Linked DNA regions of Mus musculus: region 2 is linked to region 1. A link is a loop called in an ENCODE intact Hi-C map of the cell type or tissue named here. Cell type or tissue: gastrocnemius. All regions are shown on one strand. Links, peaks and the distances in the headings refer to the core of each region. The heading gives the core; the rest is flanking DNA. Region 1 holds the start of Zfp280d (zinc finger protein 280D). Region 2 has its middle 36 kb from the start of Gm27188.

Region 1 (9,817 bases), core at 656-8,655:
CTCTGCTTTTTGGGACATTTTCCTCCCTCATGATGCAATCCGCCTGATTATTAATTTCCTTTTAATAAACCCTTTCTTTTCTCATGCCTAAAAATGTAGCTTCGGAGAGCCATGGCCTACCTCCTGTTATAGTTCCCAGCTCCTGTTAAGCTTCACTGCTGAACCTAAGTGAACCAGTGCTCAGGTTTAACGCTGTTTCAGCTTAGCCCATACCTTCTCCAGTATGAATTTCCTTTATCCTTTAATTATTTTCTTCTTCCATGGAGCTCCAAACCTGCTAGCAGTGCCTCTTCCAAAAATCCTTTGCCGTTTCTCAGTCCCGCGTTGGTTCGCCAAATGTTGTGTCTGGCCAATAGATCACAACCTGGGTTCTAGCCTGGAAAGGCATTTTGGAAACCTGGAAGAGAAGAGGGGCTAGGCGGCGAGAGAAAGAAATGCAGCTAAGACAGGCATTCTGATCAAAGCTCTATTTTACTCTTCCGCACGCAGTTATGAAGCAGGGGAAGGGGGCCCAATTCCCGCCAAATAATCTCGGGGTCCAGTAGCAAAGCGGCAGGTTCCAGCAGTGGGCATGGCAGACCGACTGAGCGGGAAGCTTCACCCCTGAGCAAGCAGGTTTCAGGCTGGGGGAGGGGAGACTAGTGTCCAGCATGACCTCACATAAGGAGAGTGAGTACTTGAGCCGGGCGTAGTGGTGAACGCCTTTGATCCCAGCACTAGGGAGGCAGAGGCAGGCAGATTTCTGAGTTCGAGGCCAGCCTGGTCTACACAGTGAGTTCCAGGTCAGCCAGGACTACACAGAGAAACCCTGTCTCGAAAAACCCAAAAAAAAGAAGAAGGAGAGTGAGTACTATGAGTGTCCCCAGAGTTGAACACACAGCATGCACGAGAGGTTTGAAGCAGTAGTGGTCAGTGGAAGCAAAGCTCTTAGAAATAATAGGAAGGTGTGGGGAGTGAGTTAAGAGAACTGAGGCTGGTTGGTATTCTAGTGAAGCCAGATAAGGAATTTGGGAGGGAAGAGGACTTTAGAATCTGCTGAAGTTTCTCACTAACTGAGAATCAAAAATTCCACAAATTCAACAACATTTTCTGTGAAGGCTGTCAACATAAATACAACATTTCCCTTATATAACAACATTTTCAGGCCAGGCATGGTGGCGCATGCCTTTAATCCCAGCACTTGGGAAGCAGAGGCAGGCAGAGTTCAATGCCAGCCTGGTCTACAGAGACAGTTCCAGGACAGCCAGAGCTACGCAAAAACAAACAAACAAACAAGCAAACAAAGCAACAACAAAGAAACTGTCTTGAACCCACCCCCCTCCCCCAAATAGCTATTTTCAGATTAGGAATGTAAAGTATGAATGAGCCATACTCAAGGCCTAAGGGCATGTGACCTTCAAGTAAGGACTTCTTTCCTGGGAATTTTCAGATATCTCACAAACAAGTTTAATCTTTTGTTTATGGTAAACATTTTTGAACACCCCCTACAAACTAGGTGACCTAGGGTTTTATCTTATCAGCTGTGATCCCATTCAATGTATATCAGAAAATACCCTATGATCTCATTTTTCAAAAATGAAAAGGTTCCTTAGCAAGCTTTTGGGGTGTAGCTTCACTTAAGATGGTACATATGTCTTCTGTAAAGACTCTGAATTGTGACTTTTTTAAACAGCCCAAGCTTGTGTGGCAGTGGGTGGTGCATACCTTTAGTCTCAGCAGTTGGGAGGCAGAGGTAGGTGGATCTCTGTGATTCCACGGCCAGCCTGGTCTACAGATTGAGTTCCATGACAGCCAAGGCTACACAGAGAAACCCTACCTTGAAAAAAAGAGCCTAAGCTTTTGTTCTTGTCTATGTTTTAGGAACTGAGAGCACTGGATAGGCCAGTTTTTGTTTAGACAACATAGCACTGATATAGATATTCCGCAAGGGCCAAAATGGCTAATGCTAAACTTTGGCAAGGGGTGTGAGGTGGGGGTGGTAATGAGTCAGCACAAGATGAGTCATATCTGATGTATGGGGAACCCAAAAGTAAACAGTAGTTCAGTGATGTAATGTGTCATAACTATTCCTGGCAGAATGCCATTTTGTGTGTGTGTGTGTGATTCTGTATAAATATTGTTTTGATTGGCTTTTGCCTAGGCTAGCCTGCCTATATATGTCTCTGTATGTGTGTGTTGACCTGTGCTTGGTACATAAGTGCTTTTGCATTGCTGAGTGCTTGATGCCTAGAGACCTGTCTATTGGTAAATAAGTCATGCTCTATCTACCTGCAACTTTTTGAATTCTCTTCAACCTCCCAGCATCCAGTGACACCCTTCCTTTCCTGGCATTAGTGCATGGCACCCATCATATACACTACTGAAAGAAACCGATTGTTATAGTCCATTTTCAGTAGGACTTTCCTTCCATACTTACAGCTGGCTAGGAAGAACTCTTGTTAGAAAAGTCTGTGATTGAACCCAATTGGAGGTGTGAAGTCTAAGCTTTAAACTGTTCGTTCACTGGATAAGGCTTTGTGTTCAAGGCCAATGAGATGGGGGAATTTGGAAGGAGTGAAAATTCAGGGTTATAGGAGAACAGGAGTTTTTCATGATAGGAGATTTTAAAAACTGCTGCCTTGTGCCAAATCAGTATTCCAGTTGTCGTTTTTTGGCCTTTTCTCTAAACCAGCATAGTTGTATGTTTGCAACTGCTTCTTTTCACTAGTTTCTTTTTCACTAGTTTCTTGAGGTTTGTACTGGCTGGCTTTTTGTCAACTTGACACAAGCTGGAGTTATCACAGAGAAAGGGGCTTCAGTTGAGGAAATGTCTCCATGAGATACAGCTGTGGGGTATTTTCTCAATTAGTGATCAAGGTGGGGAGGGCCCATTGTGGGTGGTACCATCCCTGGGATGGTTGTCTTGGGTTCTATAAGAAAGCAAGGTGAGCAAGCCAGGGGAAGCAAGCCAGTAAGAAACATCTCTCTCTCCAAAAAAAAAAAAAAAAAAAAAAAAAAAAAAAAAAATCTATCTCCCCATGGCCTCTGCATCAGCTTCTGCTCCTTGACCTGCTTGAGTTCCAATCCTGATTTCCTTTAGTGATGAACAGCAGTTTGGAGGTGTAAGCTGAATAAACCCTTTCCTCCCCAACTGGCTTCTTGGTCATGATGTTTTGTGCAGGAATAGAAACCCTAAGACAAGCTTATTATTGTTATTTCCAGTACTCATACTAACTTTCCTAAGTCTTCCCCTCTCTTATATCCCTATGATGGAATGTGTATGAAACTTCTTCCTAACAAACTCCAATTCTGTTATTTCCTGGTTCATCCTGAAATTCTTTTCTGAGGCAAAGTGAAATATCACATCTTAACCTGATTATGTCCCCATTGCTACTGCTACTAGTAGCCAAAAAGTTTTAAGGATGCAGTAATCAAAATTATTCAAATGTTGTTTCTTGGGAAGATTAATCTGGAAAGGTAATCAGCATGTTGGCTACATTGATAAGGAATATCTGCAAAAGTTTAGAGCTGAAGAGAAAAAACTTAATCAAAATAGGAAGGCAGGTTTGTGAGAGGCAAGAATTTAAGTATTGTTCACACTTGAAAAATTAGGCTACTATTGTCATTGATCTTTGGAGAGCTCTCAGTGTAGGAAAGTTTCTGTTCTGATCAGGCCATACCTTGCCCAGATCAGCTCCATCTTGACTACAAATGCAGAAGCAGAAGGATCACATATTTTATCTGTACACAGAGACACTGTGGTGACGAAGACTGATGTTTTTCATTTATTTTATTATTTATTTTTACCTTTGGTTTTTTCGAGACAGGGTTTCTCTGTGAAGTCCTGGCTGTCCTGGAACTCACAATGTACACTAGGTTCGCCTCAGACTTGGAGATCCACCTGCCTCTGCCTCTGCCTCCTGAGTGAGTGCTGGGATTAAAGGTGTGCACCACTGCTACCCCACTGAGGCAGAAGGGTTTATATGTGTCCTCGCTTTCTTAGAGATTCCATTCCTTTACTTGCCTTGAAAGACCCACAACATGAGGACTCCCCCACATTCTGACTCAGGAGAGGCGACACCCCAAATCACTCACGAGAAACGGTCTCGCTGCAAACTGCAAGAGGACTTTTATTCAAGAGCGCTTTTGGGCCCACAGTCATATACCACACAGGGGTAGAGGACCCCTGGCACCCCGAGTAGTTGGGTAAGGGGGTATTTAAAGGAAGAAACCACAACTCAAGGAGGTGGGGAGGGCGTTGTTGGAAAATACCAAAAATACCAGTTAAGAGTCATGAGGTGGTGGAAAGTCAAGACAGTTTTCTAGGAGCCTCTAACAATAGCACCTTTGCACAGCGGGTTCCAGCAAGAGTCAAGGCAACTTTCTTTGAATGAACGCTTCCTGAACCCAGGAAGTGGGTGGGTGGAGGAATGTTGCTATCTGTTTTATGATTAGCATGCCTTGGAGCATTGAGTCACAAAGGTCACATTCTTAAGCCTGGGCCTAAAGGCCTAGAATTTTGTTTTTAGGTTATACTTTTTCAGCCTTATAGCCTACTTGTTGCGTGTAATTTTAAAAACCTGTTACCAACCTTGCCTGGTGTCACAGCCTGCACTCCAGCCTCTCTGGGTTTAGCTCTGTGATCTGCCACCACCAGTCTCATTCAGCTCTGCCAATGACCAGCTGGTCATTTTTCCCAGGAGCTGCAATTGCTCCCCCAACCCTCTCAGGCTAACTTCCACCAGCAACTGCCCTGGCTGCCCTCTTTCTTCTCCTGTCCACCTTAGCTACATGGATAGAAAACATTAGACAGTTTTATTATTTTAAAGCTAGCCAGATAACTCAACAGCTGGGTAAAGAATTTCCTGCCCCAATTCTATCAGCCAGCTCCCCACAACCTTCTCAGTCCTTGCTGGCAGCAGAGGCTACAATAATTCTAAGTGTCCCAAGATCTACATGACTTCAGCTTCCCTTTCCATCCAAATCCTGGTCCAAATTCCTCTCTCCCTGTGTCCCTTCTCTTCTGGGACCTGCAAGTCCCACCATTTTTCTTTCGTCCAGCAATTGGCTTCCCCCCTTTTTATTGACACAATCAAGAACCAAGTAGGGATACAACACCTCCCTCTTTACCTACTCCTTTAGAATTCCAGGGTATCTTGAAGACCCACTGAAACATCCAACCTGAATTGAGCAATTACTGAATTCTTGGACTTTTTGTCCATAGCCAGCCATTGTTGCTTATAAGTCATTCTAATAACCCCCCTTTCTATGCACATGGATTCATTCTCTAAGTTCAGTTAGAAAACTAATAATATAGGTACCTAACACTGAGATGGTGACTGAATTGCTAACCTCTCACCTGACCACCTGGTGTCTCTTTCAAGGAAGTGATAGGCAGACAAATCCTAAATTCACAATACTGGGCTTAGCCCACCTGCAGTGTCCTCCTTCTGTCTTTCTAATGGATCTTGCTCCTCTCTGGCTTCTAGCCCCCTGTGGTCCTGTTCTGCAGCCCTAGCTCCACTGGCCTCCTATTGGGTTCCCAGATCCCTTCCCTTAGTATCTGCAACTCACTTTATATATGTATCAGCTTTCTGCTTTTGTCCTCTGAAATCTGCTGGTCTCTTTAAACCTTTTGTACCCATTCTCTAAGTATGAAATGTATTGAGCTAGTAATTAAGACTGGAATAAAAGAAGCTTTGATCGCCGAGAGCCTGGTATCTATAGACACTGAGGCTATTTGATAGAAGGTAGCTCATAGTATTTGAGTTTATGTGTATCTGTGTTTTTTTGTCTGTATATATGCCTGTGTGCCACTTTAGTGTCTGGTGCCTACCGAGGCCAGAAGAGGGCATCAGATCCCCTGAACTGTAGTTGTGTGCCACCATGGGGTGCTGCGAACCAAATTAGGGCACTCTAGAAAAGCAACATGGGCTCTTACTCATTTTACATCTCTCCAGCCCTCGTTTTATTGCCTCTTTCTTTCTTCCTTCCTTCCTTTCTTTTTTTTTTTTTTAACAAAATCTGACATCGTTCAAACACACAAATGTCCATCTACATTTCGGACATAACATGGTGTCTGTTTCCTTACAGATCCGACTTACGATGAAGTATTCTTATAAATACATCGGCCATTTTTTTCCACCTCCAATTACGGATTACTATTCATACAATAGGAGTGAAAAAGATACCCAAACAAAAACGTACTTTCCAAAAACAACGTGGTACTATCCTGGAAACTCATCTCCTTTTCCTCTCACACCCTTCCCCATGCCCTTTAACCCTCGCACACGGAGAAGGATGGAACTCACTGCTGAGTGCCTACAAATTCTAGGCCTGAGGCGGCCATGAGCGCCACGGCCTAGCTCAGCCCGGTCCCCGCGTGTCCTCGCCGGCTGCTAGGGCCCGGCCGGCCCGGGCCTTCGAGGTCCGCAGCACGGCGCATATGGCCGCGCTCGCCTCCCGCGTTGGCGGGAAGACTGGGAGCGCGGACGCGCGAGGCCAACCCGGAGCCTACCCATGAGGCACTGCGCCCTGGCTCGCGACAGCCCCCTCCCCCCTCACGGCGCCCAGCAGCCCCGCTCCGCGATGGGAGCCGGAGCGGCCTCGGCGTACACAGCCCGCGCTCCTCCCTCGCCTCCTCCTCTTTCTCCTCCTCCTCAGGGCTCCAGTCAGGCCGAGCCGCTCCGCTCACGGTAAGCGTCCCCCGCCCCGCGCGGCCGCCCGCCCGCCCGCCCGCGAAGGCCCTCCCGCGCGGCCGCGCCGCCGCACTCCGGGGGCGCAGGGTGGGGGTCTCGGGCCGCGGCGCGTCGGCGAGAGCGCCCGGGCCGGGCAGGGCAGGGGCCGGCTGCGCATGGGGCCGGGCCCGCCATCTTGCCGGGCCTGGCGCGGGAGGGTTCCCGGCGCGACGAGGCGAGGCGGCCGGCGGCGCGGCGGCCCACAGTACAGGGCCGCCCAGCCGTCGCCTCGCCTCGTCGCCTCGCCACCGCGCAGATCCTCCCATCGCTTTCTCAGCCCGGCTGTGCTCTCGGGGGACGACTCCCCTCGGTCCTTTGTACCTTGTCCGCGGGTGTGTGTGTGTGTGTGTGTGTGTGTGTGTGTGTGTGTGGCGGAGACCCGAGCTCACAACCCAACCCACTCGACTCTTCACGCAAGAGCAGAACCCCACTGGCGTTCGCCATAACAGCCACAGAGGCCTTACCTTGTGCTAGACGACCGCTCCTATCTAGCCACCTTTCTTGTCAAAGGAATGTCCCCACTCTGCCATAGCCCCGCTATTGTCTACCAGAGGAGGGCTTTGAGGAGAACCGAGCCTGACAGATTTTCCAGCTGTGCGTTGCAGGTTTCACTTAATAAACCACAAACGAGTGGTCGCGCTGAGGTTTTAGCCTGCGCAAGAAGATGGTGTTTTCACGACCAACCTGCATTTGTAACCCGTTAGGAAAGAAATATGCTAGGAAAAAAATGGACGTTAACCTGCTGCGAGCATGGAGACTTTTGGCTTCACGAAGAAAAAAAATTTTTTTTTTAAATAGTCCGCCATACTTAAACATTTGGCTTTATTTTCAAGTTTGGACTGAATCATCTAAATACTTGGACGTCTTTTAGTGCCCTTAACCATAAATTCACACGATGGAAGTAAGAGTTTGAAGGTACAAAACCCTTCCCTTGGCATCTGTGTGCTATCTTGTTTTGAGAGATGACTGTACCAACTCAAGTTGTTTGGATGTAACTGATAGGGTGAAGGGACCGGGTTGGAGGACCTTGTGCTTTTTGATGGTCCACCATCTGCACTAAAGCCATCCTTGAGTTTGAGTGGTTGTATCTGTCATTGGTGTCAATGTTTACCTTGGGCTACTTTCGGAGACGTTTTTGTTGGCAGAGCAGTTTTGAAGGTCAGCCTCAGAAATGACGATGAGAACGCTTGGCTACCGGGGCCATTACGGAACCTTAAGTTTTAGGACTCCTCATTCAGCTCACCTCAGTATTTTATGTCCCATTTTCACTGCAGTGAGGTTCCTGAGAATAGGTGAGGAGGCACAGGCCTCCACATTTGAGAAACTCCGTTTGCCATTAGACTCTAATTTCTGGATCATTTGTTATCTTTAGATGTTATTAGTGGTCATGTTCTTTCCAAGCACACTGGGGAGTTGAATATAGCATGTTCAGATGCCTACCACCTAGTGTGAATATTTGTAAACATTTTGTCACATTTGCTTTGTCTCAGTCTGCTGAATATGTGAATGATTGCTAAAGACGTTACAGTTCACCCCTAAGTACTGGATATGTATATCAATAAAGAAAAGATAAAGGCCACTTTCTCTATACTACCGTAACAGAATACCATGGTCACACCCAAGAAAAATATTTGCTAAAATGCATTTAGTACATAAAGTTAGGGCTAAAAAACTTGAATACATTCAGGCTTAATTATTTTTTTACAATATTTCATAAATCATCTGGAACACTTCATATTATAAAAAGTGGGGAGACAGTATATGATTAGTAATTCTAGCTTTAGTCTCAGTTAAAATGTTGACTATTGAAACTGTTCCTTTTGCAATTAGCATGTAGTCTGGCATAGTTTTAGTGCTTAGTATGAATTCACCTTCATCTCTGGTAAAATAGAATCCATTCTAGGAATGACTGGAGTTAGGAAGAAAAGGAGCAGTTTTGGAGACTAGAATATGCTCAGTTTAATCAATTTGTAATTGGCCAGTCTGGTGGGGCATGTTTTTAATCCCAACACTCTGGGAGGCTGAGGCAAGTGGATCCTCCTATGTAGACTAAGCCAGCAGGGTGGTATAGTGAAACCTTGTCTCAAACAAAAGCAACAAAAACCTTTGGAATTGTCTATCCCTTGGTAAGGCCTGGAGAACAGTTGGAAACTTGGAAAACCTGCCTTTGAAAATTTGGACTTTTGTAGCAGTAGTGAGCCATAAGGTAGTTGAATTGTAAATCTCAATATCTCACAGGTTTAAGCCTATTATGTCATTCCTTCAGTGTTTTTCTTCTCAACATTATATTTGTAGAAAAAAAGAGTAAAAGAATAACACCTGTTTTATTTACTAGATAATTTATAACTATACAAATAACTTTTCAATGTAAATTGAAGCAATTGCTTTTTTACATTAAAACAGTTTTAGGGGGCTGGAGAGATGGCTCAGTGGTTAAGAGCACTACCTTCTCTTCCAGAGGACCTGGGTTCAATTCCAGCACCCACATGGCAGCTCACACCTGTCTGTAACTCCAGTTCCAGAGGATCTGATGCCCTCATACAGACAAACATGCAGGCAAGACACCAATGTACATGAAATAAAATAAAATTAATTAAAAAAAAAACAGTTTTAGGTGACAGGATATTATTGGCAACATTGTTATTTACTTCAAAAGTAACTTTGGAAATATGAGAAATTTATAAAATATTTAAATACATTTATAACCTTGAATAGCTTCCCTCCCCTTTTTTGAGGGACTGAAGTAGTTTGCTTTTTTGTTTGTTTGTTTGTTTGTTTGTTTTGAGACAGGGTCTCTCTGTATAGCCCTGGCTGTCCTGAAACTCAATTTGTAGACCAGGCTGGCCTCGAACTCAGAAATTCGCCTCCCAAGTGCTGGGATTAAAGGCGTGTGCCACTTTTTTTTTCCATCTATATTTTACCCCTTCTTTTGGAGATTCGGTTTTTCTATGTAGCCCAGGCTGCCCTCAAAGTTATGATCCTCTTGCTTCAGCCTTCTAAATACCCGGATTATAAGTGTGTATCAGCTTCAGATTGTTTTAAATCAGGATTGAAGCAATAGTTTGAATTATGTAGTGACTTATATTAAAAACTATATGTTT
Region 2 (9,817 bases), core at 774-8,773, 56 kb before region 1:
GTGAGTTCCAGGATAGCCAGGGCTACACAGAGAAACCCTGTCTTGAAAAACAAAAAGAACCAAAACAAAAACAACAACAACAAAAAAAACCAACCAACCAACCAAACAAACAAAAAACCCTGCACTCTAGCCATTAAACTTCAAGATCTTAGCTACTTTCTAAACAAGTACAGAACATTATAGACATACCAGGAAAGATAGTGGCAGCCAATCTACAACACATGGACCGCAGGACAGTATAAAGCTGCAGACACCATCGGATTTCTGTAGAAGCAGATATGTTAGGAGAGTAAACTAATAGGCAACATCAAAAGTGGAGTCATGACAGTGAGGACCAGCTAGCTATAGTCCATAAACATCTTTTGGAAAGTAAAGGCGTGTGAGTGTGTGAGTGTGTATGTATCTGTGAGTGTGTGTGTGTGACACGTGTGTGTGTGTTGTAGGTTTGTACATAGTCTTGTATGGGGGGGGTGAGAAAAAACCTTTAGTAAACCAGCAAATCACTGATGCTAATGAGTGACAGAGCCATAGCTCAGGATGTTAGGATTTTTGTTTAGTTTTGGTGTTTTGAGACAGTTCTGTGTAGCCTTGGCTGTCCTGGAACTTGCTCTGTAGACCATGTTTCTGCCTCCTGAGAGCTGGGATTAAAGGAATAAGCCACCACCACTACCACCACCATCACTTCCAGCTAAGAAGTTGGTTTTAAGAGGGATGTGTATAGCTGTAAGCCTCTACACTAAAAATGAGAGAGCCCAGGTATTGATTGGTGCCTAGAAACCAAGACTTAATTGTGCTTATCTTGTATCTTTTTGCACAAACACCATTCAAAAATTGCTGAATAAACTCAGATTGTCATGGAAGCTAAAAATTCTTGTTATTTTCCTGACAGTAAATTTATTATCCAAAATGCAAATATGATACAATACTTCCTTCTGTGTCATAGAAGCACCAAAGATACAGAATATGTGAGTGTAGTGAGAATTTTGGTTTCTTTGAAAAAACATAGAAATATTATGGGAATATGTTTTCATTTTAATCCCAGATGTGGGATATGGGGGATGTTTCAAATGGGCCACAGCAGTTGACTATGATTTGTCTAGTGCTCTAACAGGGGCATGATTTTTGTCAGCTGAAGATAGTTTCTTTTCTGCAATTGTGTGACATTTGGAATTCTGGGGACTTTTCAGAGGCTATACAAATGCTAAATAACCTAGAGGTGAGGTAGGGTGGGCTCTTGGTTCTTGGTTGTTTGCTGTTGGTTGCAGTTTGTTAAATAGTCCTATGCAAAGAAGAAATAAAAATAATATATTAGATATGCTGACATTGAAGATCAAAGTTACCCCAAGGAATTTTCCTAATCAACAGGAAGTAGTCTAAGGATAACATTGCCCTCTTTTCCTTTCTATCTTGTTTTTCTCTCCTATCTAGTGTTAGGGGGTTGCAAGAGTGGAAAAAGGGTGGAAAGAGGTGGAAGAAAGAAGAACCCACAAAATAGCAAAAAACAACTACATGTGAGTGTCTACTAATTTTGATGATATTTATAAATACTTAACAGATCTGAATTGTCAAAGGGAGAGAAAGTAATTTACTGAGTAGACTCATGTGTTAGGCATCAGGTTTCGAGATTTACAGCATTTGCCAAAGCAAGTCTACAAGGGAGAATTCCAGAAATAAAATTCAGGATATAAATCTTGAGTCTGTCTTGATAATGCAGACTCAGTGGTTCGGGTAGAGAATGTCTTCCTTCTTCAAGTGCTTGCTTTCCTGGTTTCTCAGTTCTATCAAGTGACTATTTGCTTAAAAATAGGAGAATATCATAATTTAACAGGCATCTGGATATGGCATTATTTCATTTCTACACATCCTACTTTAATTCTACCAACTCACTGAAGTCAAATTATCTACCTTAAACATAGATCTACTTATGACACTCATCTGTCTAGAAATGTCTGTGATTCTTCACTATCTGGTAATAAAACACTTCATTTTGTTCTAACTTCCAGATGTTTCACCCAGGCCATTGCCACAACCAGTCTTGTAGACTCTTTTTTTTTTTTTTTTTTAGATTTATTTATTATTGTATGTAAGTACACTGTAGCTGTCTTCAGACACCAGAAGAGGGTGACAGATCTTATTACAGATGGTTGTGAGCCACCATGTGGTTGCTAGGATTTGAACTCAGGACCTTCAGAAGAGCAGTCAGTGCTCTTAACCACTGAGCCATCTCTCTAGCCCCAGTCTTGTAGACTCTTATTAGCAGTGTTCTAGAGCCCAGATCAAGACTTTCTACAGCATTAACATATTTAAATATCAGTTGCTTTCAACAATATAGCTTAAATTTTTTTCCTGGGTCCAGCGAGATGGCTCAATGAATTAAGACACTCGCCACCAAACCTGATGCCCAGAGTTTAATGCCTAGGACCCAGCTGTAAAAGCAGAGAACCAGGTTATCCTGTGACTTCCACATATACATGGCAGCATATGTGCCTGCACAGACACACACACACAACACACACACACACACACAGAGGCACATGCACATACACATGCACAGGTGCACACACATACACACACACAAACACAATTCCCCTTGAGCCATCACAATGCTGTACTGTGATAACACACACAGGTACACACATACACACACACACAGTTCCCTTTGTTCCATCACAATGCTGCATTGTGATATTTAAAAAGTTTCATAATGTCATCACAATGCTGAACTGCATAATCACAACTGTGTACTCTTCAACCATGCTTTATTATGATGTCATAATGCTGAATAATATCATTGCAAGGCTCTATTGTGCCATTACAATCTCCCATTGTCCTCTCGAAATGCTACATCCTCATCATAATTTTCTAAGTGAAATCAGTTCTCCTGTCTTGCATATGCTCTGATATTATCATGTTATACTGTGAAATCATAACGGTCAGTGGTGACATCGCAACTCTGCACTGTGACATCACAGAGGTCCATTGCCACATTACACTGCTATACTGTGCTTTCCCAGTACTTCCTTTTTTCATCACTATGGCACACTGTGAACTCACAATAACCCATTGTGCCATCACACTGCTTTATGGTGACATCACAGTGATGCATCTTGACATCACAACACTCCTTTGTGACATCAACATGGTACACTGTGAGATCACAGTGATCATTGCACCATCACCCTGACTCACTGTCCCATAAGAACACTGCATCTGACATCACAATGCTTCAACCTGCCAGTATGTCATATTCTGGGGTAGCATGTTCTGAGCCTCAACAAGGTTAGATTTTATTCTAGAATTAGAAAGCAGCCACTAAAAACAAGGGATCTGTTGGGGGATTCTGCTAAAAATTCTTTCATCCACCTGCTCCTACTAAGGTCCCAATAGAAACAGCAGTATGACTCCCCCAAGTTCACTCTGGGGGGGGGCAGTGATTTTATTAGGGTTTACTGACAGAGGATTGGGTGAGGAGTGACAGGCAGGAGTGTGGTGACTTAAAGCAGCCACACTGGAAGGCCTGCACCCAGTGTGGATAATGACTCCCCCACAGCTGTGTAGAAGGCTCTAGTCTTTCCCCACCTATACACTCAGCCCATACTATCTATACACTGAGGCCACATGCAGAATTGCACACAACTGGTTAGAAGGGTTGGCTGATCGCTACAGTGAAAGTCCTATGACCCTGCTTGCCTTTTCTTCTAAGTCAACAAGACCACCTAGATAACCTTTTGTGCACAGACCCAGCCAAACTCCTGAAGATAGTGGCTGTGTGGCTAGGGACAGTCCTATACAACTGTGGAGTGTGAACAGTGGTATATAAGATTTGTCATCACAGGTAGGGAGCATGTCCTGAAGGGTGGAGGACCCATCTATGCCGCCATAGGAACAATGGTGCACATTCCCTTTCTCTTGTTGCAAACAAATACCTGAAAAGAAGCAGAATAAGGGGCAGAGCAGTGGTGGTGCACGCATTCGGTCCCAGGACTTGGGAGGTAGGGGCAGGTGGATCTCTGTGAGTTTGAGGCCAGCCTGGTCTACAGAGCTAATTCTGGGACATCCAAGACTACACAAACAAACCCTATCTCAAACCACCCTACCACCACCAGAAAAAGAAGCATACTAAGAGAAGAAGGAGGGTTTCGGCTTACAGTTTTCAGGGCTGCAGGGTACTGTGACAAAAAGAATTTGGAGTCAGAATCAAATACAAGAGATGAGCTACGCCACAGCATTCCAGCCAAGGATGGCTTTCTGGCGTGATGGGGTCCTGGAAGACTGTAATACAGCGAAGTGTAAGGCGGCCCGTAGCATTTAGGCTTGTGTAAGTGCACTCCACACAGTGTGCACAGAAACAAACCGAACTACACATTTCTAACTGTGACCCCATCTCTAAGGAACACGGGCTCCTTGTGTCTCAGTCTTCCCTCAGAGACCCTGACGATCCACTACCACTCTCAATGTCAGTTCTCTGTCTGTTACACAGACAGTAACACTGCCGATTCATAGAAAGGTGTGGAGGCAAATGGAGCCATATGTGCCGAAGCATGTTTATTCTGGGAAGCCCTGTTTTTACTTTGAAGTGCTAATGGAAATGTGGGGGAAGATCAGAAGATGTTGAAATCCCCGACTTTTGTTTGAATTTGTTGTTGTTGCTGTTAGGATACTCTTATACAGTCATCAGGAGCCAGGTATGATGTGCACGCTTTTAATCCCAGTACTCGGGAGGCAGAGGCAGGTCGATCTATGTGATTTGGAGGCCAGCCTGGTCTACAAAGCAAGTTCCAGGACAGCTAGGACTATTACACAGAGAAACTCTGTTTCAAAACAAAAACAAAAACAAAAACAAACACAAACAAATAGTCATCTCAGGAAAGAGTCAGATGGGTAAGATATCTATTAGGGGTGGGGAAGGCATGCCTGTAAAAGAGAAAGCACACAGAACAGTGGAAGAGAACACCTCTATAAAGATGCCATGAACGGAGAAGCAGAAGGAAGGACAGAGGAGCAAGTATCCCAAACCATCTCAGGACTCAGAAGGTTTGTGGGGTTCAAGGTGAATCTTTAAGCCAAAGTTGTCGGTTCAAGGAGTCTGCACACACACCCCACCCCACCCCCACCCCAATCCCCCGCTCCAACCAGGTTCAGTCACTGGCTGGATAAACTGGGTCTTAACCACAAATCCAGTGGTGGATCTGCAGGCCCTTCAGCTGGGGTTGTCAGTCAAGTCCGCCCCTTGTGGCAGGAGACTTGAGTGACATGTGTCCACAGGTGCCAGGCTATCCACTGGATCCTTCTCCTCCGCCAACACTGCCTTTCTGAGTGCCTCTCCTGTTTTGCCAAATTCCTTAGCAGCCCTGGGCCGCCCACAACGTCCTCAGCAGGAGTTGCACAGAGAAGCTAAAGTACTCCCCCACCCCCACCCACCCCCCCTTTTTTTTTTCTTTTTAGTTTTGTTTTTGAAACCAGGTCTTGTGTACTCCAGGCTGGCCTCAGACTCAGTATGTAGCCAAGGATAACCTGCAACTTCTGATTCTCCTGCCACCACCTCCCTAGTGCTAGGATTACAGGCGTGTTCTGCTCTGCCGGGTTTTACGGGGTGCTGGAGACGGAGCCCAGGACATACTAGAGAAACCCTTTACAAGCCAACCTCGTCTCTCACCCCTAACATACTCTCTTTCCTTGGCTTCAGGGAGGCTAGATGCCTTTGGTAACTCTTCAATTTCACAGAGTGGGAATCCTTGCTAACCCCTTCTTCTTGAAATCTCTGAAAGCCCCCAGAGCTGTTTTCTGCTTTTCTTTATCTGAGCTCATTCCTTTTTACCTCCTTCCACCCACGGCTTACAGTGCTGTGTGTAAGGCAATGGCTCTGTCTCTAGTTGGACCTTTCCCTGAGCTCCAGCCTGAAGAGGACACAGGTTTTTCTAGTAGTTAGAACTCTGATGAGGCTTTGCCTGATGGAACACTACCCACCTACCCACTCTTCTTGCAATCACAGAGAACAATTTTAAGGACAATAGTAGATCTCTCTCTCTCTCTCTTTCTCTCTCTCTCTCTCTCTCTCTCTCTCTCTCTCTCTCTCTCTCTCTCTCTCTCGTGTGTGTGTGTGTGTGTGTGTGTGTGTGTGTGTGTGTGTGTGTGTATAGAATGCAGACATGGACACGATCAATGAGGGAACTAACTCAGGGGGAGAGAATGATGTGACTCAAAGGACAGACCACATCCTGGAATATACACAGACTTAATTTATCACAGAACTAGGTGTCTATGGCCGAGTACCACAGAGGCATTAACAGTGCCCAGCAGAGCACAGCACACAGAATTGCTTCTTCACAGTGTTTAAGCTTCGATGAAAATTAAAAATGTATGTTTACCACGGAAATATGACCTGAAGAAGTTATTCGTTTAGCCAGAGGCCGGTGGGAGAAGGGGCGGCAGGGAAGCGGGAAGGAATTCGGGGAGCAGACACTTGCCGCACAGAAGTAAAGAACCAGTCTGCTCACAAAGCTCCAAGTGACATTTCAGACTGGGTTCCCGAGGGTGTTAGGAGGGGTGACATTTCAGACTGGGTTCCCGAGGGTGTTAGGAGGGAATCACTGTGCAAATCCCCTCGGAGCCTCCAAGCCCTCTGGCAGCAGCCATGGAAAGAGGGATCCTGTACTAATGTTCTAACCATTGTTCTTAAGCACGGTGGGCCAAAGTTCACGAAGCAATATCTGCATGTTTGCACGGAGCAGGAATGAATAATGCATGCAAATTCTGTGCTTTGGGTTCCCTTGTTTAGAAATCTGCCTTGCTTGATTTGTGTGTCCGTAATCTACTTAGGCAGAGACCTTTCCTTGTGTTCTAATATCAAATAGGCTTTAGCTTAGGCAGGTCTAATGGGACCTTGTCATTGGTGGAAGCTTAATAAGGTATCAGGAGATTGCAAGTAAATTTCATTAAGAGGCCATAATCTCTACCTCATGAAAAATTGTGTGTTTAAAAATATGGGGTCAAGATACTCCTGCAATCTGCCATGCAATAGCCTAGAAATACCCTGCAGGGTGACCTGTGTACTCCTAGTTGTGAAAGTACCAGTAAGCTCGGGAGCCCGGACAATCAAGGTATGCCTTGTCCAGCCTCTAAGAGCCGAGGAGAGGATAGCTAAAGTTTGGTAGAAAATTTAAAAGGTGTGCCAGTTGTCTTTGGCCAGTTGGTTTGTTTATTTTTTCTAGAGTTCTAAATGACCACTCCAGTGCTATGCAAGAACTAAGGTGTGGGCTGGATGGGGTGTGCACGCCTGCAATGCTCGCACCATGGAAGCTTAGGCGGAACAGTGAGTGAATCTGAGGCCAGCCTGGGTTACACAGGGACTTCCAGGTGAGCTTGTAATATATAAGGAGACCCTGCTCAGAAGAGAAAAGAAAAGAAAAGAAACGAGGAAAGAAGGAAGGAAGGAAGGAAGGAAGGAAGGAAGGAAGGAAGGAAGGAAGGAAGGAAGGAGAGATTGGGTGCATTCAGGGTAGAGGGGCCAAAACTGACCAACCAACAAACAAACAAACAACCTCACTGCAGACATAAATAAAAAGTGCTTTAAAAAGGAAGGAAAAAAGGAAAAGGGAAAGGAAAAGAAAAGGAAAAGGAAAATAAATGTTGCTTACCCTAGCTGGGAAAGAATTCCTAATTTGGCATGCTCTCAGACAAACAGAAGGAACCCTCTCTAAGTTCGAGGCAATTAAGAAAGCCGCTAACAGATTTTATGAAGACTGCTGTTTCAAGTATGAAGTTCTGAGTGATCAGGCGTGAAAGCCTAGGAGGTTTCTGAAACTAGTTTTCAAAGCCTTGCGGCAAAGCATCCCGGCAGAGTCCTGTGGAAATATGAGCGGGGTAAGACTCAGCAGAAGGTGGCAGGTAGCCCAGAGCGGCATTGAAGAAAGTCAGCAGCTGCACAGGACAAGGACCCTTCCTAGCCACTCCTAGCCCAGGGGACTCACGGGTCTCCCACAAACAGAACCACAGGGCCCGCTTACTCAGTTACGAGTAGATACTGCACTCGTGGTTTCACGTATGGACAGCTCAAGAATATACAGTAGGAAACCCTACTGTTTATTCGGGTCCTGTCTAGACACGTCCAGAGACAACTAACGCTACCAAAATCTTATACACCCTTCAGTGCAATACTCATGAATATGTGCTTACTTTATGCTACGCTCTATACATGCTAGCTTGTTTTTCACTAAACGATATTTGGAACTTATTATTATTATTTAGCAGTTAAGAAAAGAAAAGGTGGGCTGAAGGAAGGGCTCCATGGTTAAGAGCAGTATCTGTTCTTCCACAGGACCCGTGTTCAGTTCTCAGCACCCACATGGCAGCTCACAACTGTCTGTAACTCCAGCTCCAGGGGATCCGACACCCTCCCACAGTCATGCATGCAAGCAAAACTATGCACATAAGATAAAATTAATTATTTTTATAAAAGAAAGAAAGGAAGGGAAATTATCCCCATTCCTTAGCAGATGAGTGGCTATGTGATAATTTATTTAACCAGGCTGATATTAATAGATATTTAAGTGATTTCTAAGCTTTGGCTTTTATATACAGTGCTTCAAAGACTGGCTCTCTACTCACAACAGTTTGCACATATTTTAAATAGTCCACTGGATAAATTCCTAGAGGTAAAAATTACAAATGCAAAGAGTGTGTGCTCACAACTTTGATGGATGAACACACCTTCCAAGATCTCTTGCTTACACAGTGCCAACGAGCTTGGGTATCTTTTCCTACATGCTGGGCTGGGGGTTGGTTTGTACTTCTCAATCTGATGAGATGGTCTTTTCATGTATGTTTTAGAGACATTTGCGTTTCCTTTTACGTAACTCGCTCACACGCTCTATACATTTATCTGCTAGGTTGTTGGCTTGTTTATACTTTCGGGTGTTGTTCTGTGGTGCTGGGATTTAACCTAGGGTCATGCACATGCTAGACAGGCGCTCTATCATTAAGTCACAACTCCAGTTCACATTTTTTAAATTAAGGTTTTTGTTTTTGTTTCTTTTAGGTCAGGGTTTTGCTATGTTACCCAGCTTTACCTCAAATTCCCAGGCTCAAGTGCTTCTCCCACCTGACTCAGCTCTCAAGGAGATTACTACGTGCAGGATCTTTTTTAAAAATCCCTATCTATTTAGACAGTTAGCATTTGAGGCTGGAGAGATGGCTGAGTGGTTAGAGCACTGGCTAGTCTTGCACAGGATCAGGATTAGTTTCCCAAGCATCCTTGTGGTGGCTCATAACCACGTGTAACTCTAGTTCCAGGGCATCTACTGCCCTCTTTTGGCCTCCATATGCACTGCAGGCACAGCATCCTTGTGTGTCATATATCCATACAGACAGACAGACAGACAGATCAACATAAAGATATGCAAGCAAACCTCATACACACAAAATAATGTTTTGAAAGTTGGTACTAGCTGGGCGTGGTGGCGCATGCCTTTAATCTCAGCACTCGGGAGGCAGAGGCAGGCAGATTTCTGAGTTTTAGCCCACCCTGTCTCAAAAACCAAAAAAAAAAAAAGAGAGAGAGAGAGAGAGAGAGAGAGAGAGAGAGAGAGAGAGAAAGTTGGTACTTTTATTGTGTTATGAATTCCAAGTATTTTCTCAATATTGCCACAGAGCTCATGGATATTTAAGATATGTATTTAAATGACAATTGGATTATATAGATAGTTGGAATCATACTTTCTTTCCTTGAGGATTTAAACATATTCTCTTCTGTTCCTTAAAATTCAATGTATTTGTAGAAGAATCTTTTGATTTGTTTTTGGCAGTTATCTCTAACTAG

Evidence for each region. Peaks named below come from ENCODE experiments on the same cell type or tissue, not always from the same donor. Only the 100,000 strongest peaks of a DNase experiment are listed, where the experiment ranks them.
Region 2: it touches region 1 in a loop (12-fold over the local background); 2 of 42 quality-filtered maps call a loop at or near these places.

Annotation. Positions count from the first base shown.
Region 1 is chr9:72,268,356-72,278,172 of GRCm38, forward strand. It overlaps Zfp280d (zinc finger protein 280D), which reads left to right and starts at 6,533. Exons shown (of 22, transcript NM_146224.5): 1 at 6,533-6,674. In gastrocnemius, for the core only: no CTCF peak of the experiment used is centred there; DNase peaks (open chromatin) are centred at 6,544, 6,990 and 7,862; H3K4me3 peaks cover 2,175 bases; H3K27ac peaks cover 2,269 bases.
Region 2 is chr9:72,212,227-72,222,043 of GRCm38, forward strand. It overlaps a transcript of Gm27188 not described here. Among named protein-coding and RNA genes, the nearest start is that of Gm27188, 36 kb to the right of the region's middle. In gastrocnemius, for the core only: a CTCF peak has its summit at 5,231; a DNase peak (open chromatin) is centred at 5,290; H3K4me3 peaks cover 736 bases; H3K27ac peaks cover 3,216 bases.